Regions from separate parts of the Mus musculus genome. Here region 2 is linked to region 1. A link is a contact called in ENCODE Hi-C data. All regions are on one chromosome and are shown on one strand. Each heading gives the region's core, a stretch centred on a gene start or an enhancer-like site at or near the end of the contact. The rest is flanking DNA. Distances are from core to core; before and after follow the strand shown.

The links. Hi-C counts contacts between places; a loop is a spot of excess contacts on that map.
Region 2: a loop to region 1 is called in a map of Patski, with 2.1 times the contacts of the local background. The contact joins two enhancer-like sites. A Hi-C loop is called at or near these places in 2 of 37 maps with a recorded cell type or tissue (CH12.LX and Patski).

The regions. Positions count from the first base shown.
Region 1 is chr12:70,493,156-70,497,269 of GRCm38, forward strand. No RefSeq gene overlaps it. Among named protein-coding and RNA genes, the nearest start is that of Gm32219, 40 kb to the right of the region's middle. Within about 2 kb of position 2,301, at least 1 of the 3 ENCODE cell types and tissues checked has a DNase peak (open chromatin) inside an H3K27ac peak, as active enhancers do.
Region 2 is chr12:70,775,535-70,779,328 of GRCm38, forward strand. No RefSeq gene overlaps it. Among named protein-coding and RNA genes, the nearest start is that of Gm51973, 31 kb to the left of the region's middle. Within about 2 kb of position 1,371, at least 1 of the 3 ENCODE cell types and tissues checked has a DNase peak (open chromatin) inside an H3K27ac peak, as active enhancers do.

The DNA of each region.
Region 1 (4,114 bases), core at 1,051-3,550:
AATCTGCTGGGCTCCCTGTGAGGGATGTTCTTTATCAGATTATCTGAAGTGGGGTTTCCCACCCTGAACTCAGGCAGCACCTTCCAGTGGCCACAGACATAAAGGATGGAAGAAAGAACCCTTGCTTTGGCCCACTTGCTTTCTTTCACTCTCCTTGGTAGGTTTGTCTATCTTGCTGCATTGCTTTGCTGATATTAGGACCTAGCTTTTGTCTTCCAGGGTGCCATGAAGGCCAGTGGCTCTCTTGGAACCTTCAGTGCCAGATTGAGACCGCTTAGACATCCAGCCACGGGAACTGAGCAACTAATAGGTTCTTGGCCTCTCTGGCGTGAGATGGTCACTGTTGGACCACCCAGATCATACTCTGCACGCCAATCTAATAAGTACCCCTTTAGTATAGATTCATTCCACCAGCTCTGTTCCTTGGAGAATCACAACCTTGATGGTGACGGTTCTGACTGGGATGAGATGGAATCTTTAAATAGTTTAGTTGCCTTTCCCTGACAGCCAAGGATGCCAAAAACCATCTCAAGTGTTTTCTTACCATCTGGATTTCATCTTTTGAGATCCCTGTTTAGCTCTGAAGCCTGTTGTTTAATTTTGTTGTTGTTGTTTTCTTGGTGTTTGGCTTTTTGTTTTGCTTTGGTGGCTGTCTGTTCATTAACAAGGAGTGCTTGTGAGAGCCAGGACACTGGGAAGAGGTCGTGGGGGAGGGGCACCTTACATGATGGGGGATAGTAAGAACATAAGCAAAATAAAATTATAGGGAGGAAGAAAATTATAGAGGAGAAACACTGTGGAAATTTAAACAAGGCGGGAGGACTGGGGAGAGGATGGTGTTAAAGAAGGGAGAGGATTGATTGCCTTGGACAAAGAGCAAAAGGAAGCCATATGCAAGCCTATTATCTTGTAACCAAACATATAAAAGAGAGCTGAAGACTGCTACCCTGCTGGCTCCGATGGGACTGCGCCATGAAGCAGTGTGTTACTAAATACAGTTCCCAGTTCTTGTGTGGGATACCTACACAGGCTCTTGTCAGGATACACTGGAGGCCTCCAAACCAATACAGGCTCTTGTTGGTTCTCTTGGTCGCCTAACCAGAAATAAGAGGATAAAGCCATATTGTAGACGATAGGACACAATTGTATGAAGGTTGTATGATGTAAAGAAAGCAAACTGAGACTGAGTCTCAATTGCCCGCTCATCCCCACCCCAGCGGGCTAGCTTTCAAAGTGCCTGAGCGTGCTGTGCAGAGAGAGAGAGAGAGAGAGAGAGAGAGAGAGAGAGAGAGAGAGGCGTCAGCTCTAAACAAGTCTTTTAGACCACTTCCCTTAAGGAAGAGGGGGAATGCAGTGTGTAAAGTTTCAAAGATGGCGTGGCGGGCAAGGAAATGCCATTCGTTAGACCAACATTTGCAATCCTTAACTCATAGTAACTGGTTATTTGCAAGGGGCGCACGCAAGATTGGCCCTGTCAGTCATAGAAGGGGAGGGGCCACAGGGCCCTGTCCTGTACCACTGAACATTAATCGTGTACCCACTGCTCAGCCTACAAGACTCCAGCTCCGAGCCAGTGATCACATCACACAGATGGCACCAGTTTAACTCAGTGGGTCACAAAAGGAAGTGAAGACATGACCCCAAAAGAAAGATTTGAGGAAAGGATGGGGATGTGGTGGACAGGGTTGGTAGGGAGATCTGGGAACAGGGCACAGTGAGAGTGGTCAATATGCCCTGCTGAAATTGTCTAAGAGCAAATGTAATTAACAGTAAAATGAAACTGCAGAGTTTAGGATATTCTTCTGCAGAGATGTTATCCATCTGTTGGCCTCTAGAGGGAGCACGAAGGTTGCGTTTGTTAAGTAGTAAAATGTCTGGAAAAGAACTCACAGTCCAGTGGTTGCCTGAGAGCTTCCGCCACTGTATATGTCAGACTCTGGCAGAGCCTCTCAGAAGACAACTATATTAGGCTCCTGTCAGCATGCATTTCTTGGCATCCACAATAGTGTTTGCTTTTGGTGACTGTATATGGGATGGATCCCCAGGTGGGGCAGTCTTTGGATGGCCTTTCCTTCTGATCATGGAGTCCCCAGGGGAGGAGTTAGAGAAAGGACTGAAGGAGCTGAAGGAGCTTGCAACCTCATAGGAAGAACAACAATATCAACAACCAGAGCTCCCAGAGTCTAAACCACCAACTAAGAAAGACTACACATGGAGGGAGGGGCCCATGGCTCCAGCTGCACATGTAACAGAGGATGGCCTTATTGGGAATCAACAGGAGAAGAGACCCTTGGTCCCTTAAAGGCTCAATGCCCCAGGGTAGGGGAATGCTAGGGAAGGAAGGCAGGAGTGGGTGGGCAGGTAGGGGCACACCCTCATAGGAGCAGGAGGAGGGGGAATGGAATAAGGGACTTCTCTGGGGGTAAATCGGGAAAGGGGATAACTTTGGAAATGTAAATAAATAAAATATCCAATAAAATATAATCATACATACAAACAAACAAACAAACAAACAAAAAACCCTTCACATCTCACCCACGGAAGCCCATATCAGCAGGTGGAGCTATTTCCTTGCAAATAGCCTTTCGGTTTTTAATCCCTCCTTTCTCTGTGCTCCCATTCTTGACTAGCAATTAGGATAAAGAGGTCTATGTATTCTTTTCTCCCCATCGTATTAACAACAACAACAAAAATGTTTAGGTGCAGAGCCCCAAATAAAACCATGGACTATTTTGAGTAGCTGAAGAGCCCACTCTATAAGCAACTTCTTGATTAAAGAGTCCGCGTGTTAAAATCCAAAAGATTCTAGAGTGTGCGCTGTTTCTTGCCGGTTTCCTGCCTTGTGGGTGGTTTTCTTTATAACTGTTCCAAATAAACACCAGTAACTTTCTCTGGAATAAAAACTCAAGGAATAACAATGATCTAGTTCTAAGTACCTGTCTCTCCTCTCCTCTCCTCTGATCAAGCCTAAAGTCACAGTGGCTGTTCCCCGATTTTAAACGTCCTGTGACACCCAAGAGTTTGCCTTGAGGTAGATCTGGAGTTTGGTTGAGATTTGTTTCTTCTCATTTGTCCTCGTAAGAGTTGACCCACGGAGACTTTGGCCTCTGGTGCACTGTCCACAGTCCAGGAGAGAATGTCTTATTCTATCTGCCCTACACTAAGCCACCATCTGTATACTGCTGGCTCCCAAATGTCCATCTGCTGTCTTTCTCACTAGATTTTTTCTTTAAATTTAGTTTTCTTTTTATTGATTAATTTTCTTATTTGACAATTACATAGTTTGTATGTATTTTATTTTTTGCTATTGTTTGTTTTTAAAATAGTGTCTCACTCTATATAGCTTTGACTGACCTGGAACTCACTTTGCTAATCAGGCTGATCTTGAACTCACAGAAATCCAACTATCTCTGCCTCCCATGTGCTTGGATTAAAGGCGTATACCACGCACCACACGTGGCTTTTGCTGGAGTTTTAAGTTTTCTAAAAACTTGGCCACCCTGGAGGGTGAGCTAGAGATGTCTGAGAGAATGACAGTACAACCGTGTCCCTCTACCTTCATCTTTTCTCTCAGGATATAAAAACACGGGGTTGAGAGTCAGAGTACCCCCGTGGGCCTGCTGACACAAGGGTCTAGAGGCACTGGGGCCTATAAAGCCAGTGAGGGCTGAAAGGAGGGAGGGAGGCAGTCGGAGAGCCACCGGGGACCCATGCATCTGAAAGGGAGGGAGAGACAATAATGTCTACCAGCTGCAGTCTCAGCTGCCTCCCCTAACGATACCACTGAGGACCAGGAGCAAAGTGGTCAGAGACCCCGTGTGGTTTTGAGGGCTCTTTCCTCCTAAATCCTCATCGCTAGGGACAGAGCTGGTAATAAAACTGTAGATTACGCAAATTTCCCCCAAGGGGCAGATTTGAACTCTGTTAGCAAGAAGGCTCTCCCCCGACCTATCTGTCTCCCTGGACTGTGGAGGGGCTAGTGAGCAAGAGCAGATCTAGGCAAGTTTGGAGCTCTGGGGTGAATTTGTTACACCCTGATACTTGTCTACCCTTACACTTCATAGGGCACACACTCCATTCAGGAGACACAGAACCTTTAAAAGTGTGAGACTCG
Region 2 (3,794 bases), core at 121-2,620, 280 kb after region 1:
TTGCCCCTTGGGAAAAATGGTAGTTTCTGACTAAGATATAGAAATATATTTATTTCATAATAAGCATTTTTATAAGAGCCTAATTGCAATGTGTATCAAACTCCGTTGCTCAAGGGGAAGAATCGCCTTACGGTGTGTAGGTGCCTGTCATGTGATAAATTCAGCAACAGGAACTGTCTAAAAGTCCAAGGCCTCAGCCAGGTACGGAGGGAGGTGGGTGAGGTCGAAGGCACAGAGCCTTCAGGGAAAGTTTAGCTTGTGTTTACAAAGATCAGGTTTGCGCATGCGCACAGCACTAGACTCTAGGGAAGAATGTAGCCCTGAGCTCCACGGTAAACTGGGTGCTTTGCCATTTTAGGATAAGGAGAATGACTCTGGCTGAAGGCAATCAGTAGAGGCTATCTGGGGGAGGCAGTGTCTGCCTCTGACCATGAAAAGTTACATAGCATTCAGACAATATAGAACTAACAAAAGGACTTACCAGCACAGAGAAAAGATATGAGCACAGGCGTGGGACAGAAGAACTAGGGCTCATGTTTGGCTGGAATACAGGAGTCATACAAAGGAAAGACAGCATTCCCCATGCTGTGGGGTTGCGTTGGACAATGGCTGGGTTTCTCTGTGCCTTTTCCTGGTCTGTACAATGGTGATAAAGGGTTAATTTAGAGGATTGTGTAAGGAGTAGATGAACTCTGGAATGGGGGCTACTTAGAACATTCTATGCATACAGTAAGATGTACATCAGAAAGATTAATGAGAGAAGAAATGCTAAAACAAGTTTCTAAGAAGCTCTGCTTCTAAGTACACAGTTCCCAGGTCCGCTAGCATTCTCTGGGCTAGCCCAGCATGGGGACCAGCTGTAATCTGGTCCTGGAAACATTGCTGGAGTGTAGGAAGAAACAGGCCTGGGAACAGAGCTGACTCTGGAAGCAGATAGCTGCCGCCTTCTCCCGACTTTGTTTGTTTGTTTTGTTTGTTTTTCATATGGAATTTGAAGAAAGAACAAGAAGCCATTTTATAGCTCCAAGGCTTTCTCTCCAGCAGAAAATGCTCCCATTTTCGATCCTTGGCAATGAACACATTAAAAAGAGAGATGAGAGAAAATAGCTTTGTGATATAGAGGAAAGCAATCAGCTGAGCAAACCAAAACAGCAGACCCCAGCCAGAAATCCCGTCAGCAACTGTAGACAGCGAGCGCACAGACCCCAGCCAGCAATCCCATCAGCAACTGTAGACAGCGAGCACACAGACCCCAGACAGAAATCATGTCAGCAACTGTAGACAGCGAGAGCACGGCCCCAGAGCCAAACCTAGACCCTGCATAGTTAGTGCGCAAGCGCCCTAAGAACAACCCAGATGCAGTGGGTGGGCTATGTGGGCACAGCGTTCGAGTCAGGCTCTGGCAGCCCCTTTGGCACCCTGCCACTTCTCCGAGGCAGTACAGCCTCCTCCGCCACTCTGGCTTGACCCAGTGGTCAGGTCCTGAATGATGACAACTTCCCAGGGTAAATTATTTTCCTTAAATGCAGAAGCAAATGTTTTTGAGATCCTCTGACTTCTCTGCCCTCCGTGCCCTCTGAAAACTAATCTAACCTCTGAGTGGTGTGATGTCAGACCAAGGCCCCAGGTCCTCCCAGGTTGGGATGGAGAACCGGTAATCTCTACCTTTCTCGGATCAGCGACCAATCTCCAGCCATCTAATTCAGGCTCCTACAGAGTTAGCAGAAAGCTTGAAATCACAAACTTGAACTTTATAAATCCAAAGTCACACTGTTGATTTTCTAAGTTTTAATTACAACATTCTGATTTCTCCCCAAAAACTACAAAAAAAGAAAACACATTTGCTTCTCTTCCCCCTTTCAGAAAGCCCTCCTTTGAATTACCAAGGGGAATTGATGCCCTGGACCCAGACAATTACTACAGTCGGCAGCAAAGATGTGCAGAATCTTGGGGGCTTGACTTCTTTTTCTCCATTTTGTACCGTATTTCAGAAGAACACGAGGAACTGGCACATACTTTACTTATCAACAGGAATCACAATACTCCCTTGCCATTGACTAAAGAAATCCATTTGACTCTTGCAGGGTGGTGCAGGCAGGGTAGGGAAGGCTGGGATAGATGTAGAATTACAATCCCCGAAGGCAGCATAGCTTTCTGTTGCTCTTTAGCACAAGGGCTCTGGGTCTTCCTCAAGCCCCCATGCTCTGCTCGGTTTGCAAGGGCTGCAGTAACAGCAGAGCGCCTACTCCTCCCCAGCTAAGTCACAAACTCACCAGGAAGCCTTTATTTTTCTGCAATTTAGAATTTAAAGCAGCAATTTCATCTATAACATCTAAGCCCAGAATTTATTTTTAGCTTTTTCACAAAGAGAGTTGTATTCATTCAACCTTGCCTGACAATATAAGGAGGAAAAAGTGTTTTGCTTTAAAATAATAATTTAAAAAAAGTATAGATTTTAATTAGCTAAGCAGTGTGCCTTTCTCTGAATCATCAAACCTTGGCCATGGCCAAAGGCAGAGAGCCAGCTGAAGTGGAACTATGGTCAGATGAAGAGAGCAATGTCAAGGGCTGGCAGAAGCAGCAGTTGCCAGTATTCTGGTTAGTAATTTGCATATTATTGTAATGACCTATTAACACTTAGCTTTGAAATGAAAATTGAGTGATTAAAGAAAAAGCTATCTGGCAGCCATTTTTAGAACATAGAGATAAGGTGTATTTTCACCCCTGACTTCCTGAAGTAACTGGGGTGCGCAGATGTGAAGCTTCAAGCTTCTCTTCACCCCCACTCCTAGTACTCCCCACACCCAAGGAAATCTCATGGCTGGGGAAAGTTATCTGGCTCAAAGCCCCTAGGTGGAAGCACTGGGTGCCCCAGGGCTACCTTTTCCTGACAACTTAGAGAGGCATTTTCTTGCCCTGGGTTTAAAATGTCTTTCTGGGAAGGAAACTTGCAGCCTCATTTTGGGTAGCTCACCCCACCCCCAACCCCAAGGGTGAGTGCATCCTTGCAGAAGTTTCAAATCTTTACTTCAGAGCCTGACAAATCTCTGCAAATTTACTAAAAGGTTCGAGAACTGCCTCCAAGCTTGGGTTGCTGCTTAATGAAAGAAGAAAAAAAAAGAATTTTTCTTTGATCATTTATGCACATGTAAAGCCATGAAATAGGGACACTTGGATAAAAGCAATGGCCCCTGAGGATGTTGTAAAGCCATTATCCACGATACTGGAGTCTACTTCACTTTATCTCTATATGCTAATGTTTTTGAAAAGGAAGAAATGATTTACTCACTTTATGACTCTGAAAAGTTAGTCACCAAAAAAGCACTAAAGTAAAGAGAAAAACCGTTCCCACTCTCCTCCCCAGCAGCTGTCCTCCACTGAGTGAGTCATCCCGGAATCTTCCTGTCAGTGGCATGGCTGAAACCTTTTCCCATCACCCCACCTTGCCTAAGCAAAGTGGACAATGTTATCAGACTTAGGCTCACAGGAGAGTGCCCCAATAAGCCAGATCCAGCCACCTAACCTCAATAACCCAATTTATATAAACATGAATAATGAAAAGCAGAAAAGGGGGATATTCTGCATGTGGCCACACTGAGAAGAGGGGCAACAGGAGAGTTAGGTTCAAACAGAAGCCAAGAGATATACATGGCCCAGAGGCCATCCCCGCCCACCACTGTCTCAGCTCACGTCTCACCAGTAATCATCTAACAACTTGTGAACCTTTCTCCAGGGGAAAAGTTCCTCCTCTGGCTGGCCCCTGGGCTTCAGGTTTTCCCTCTCCAGCAGGAGAT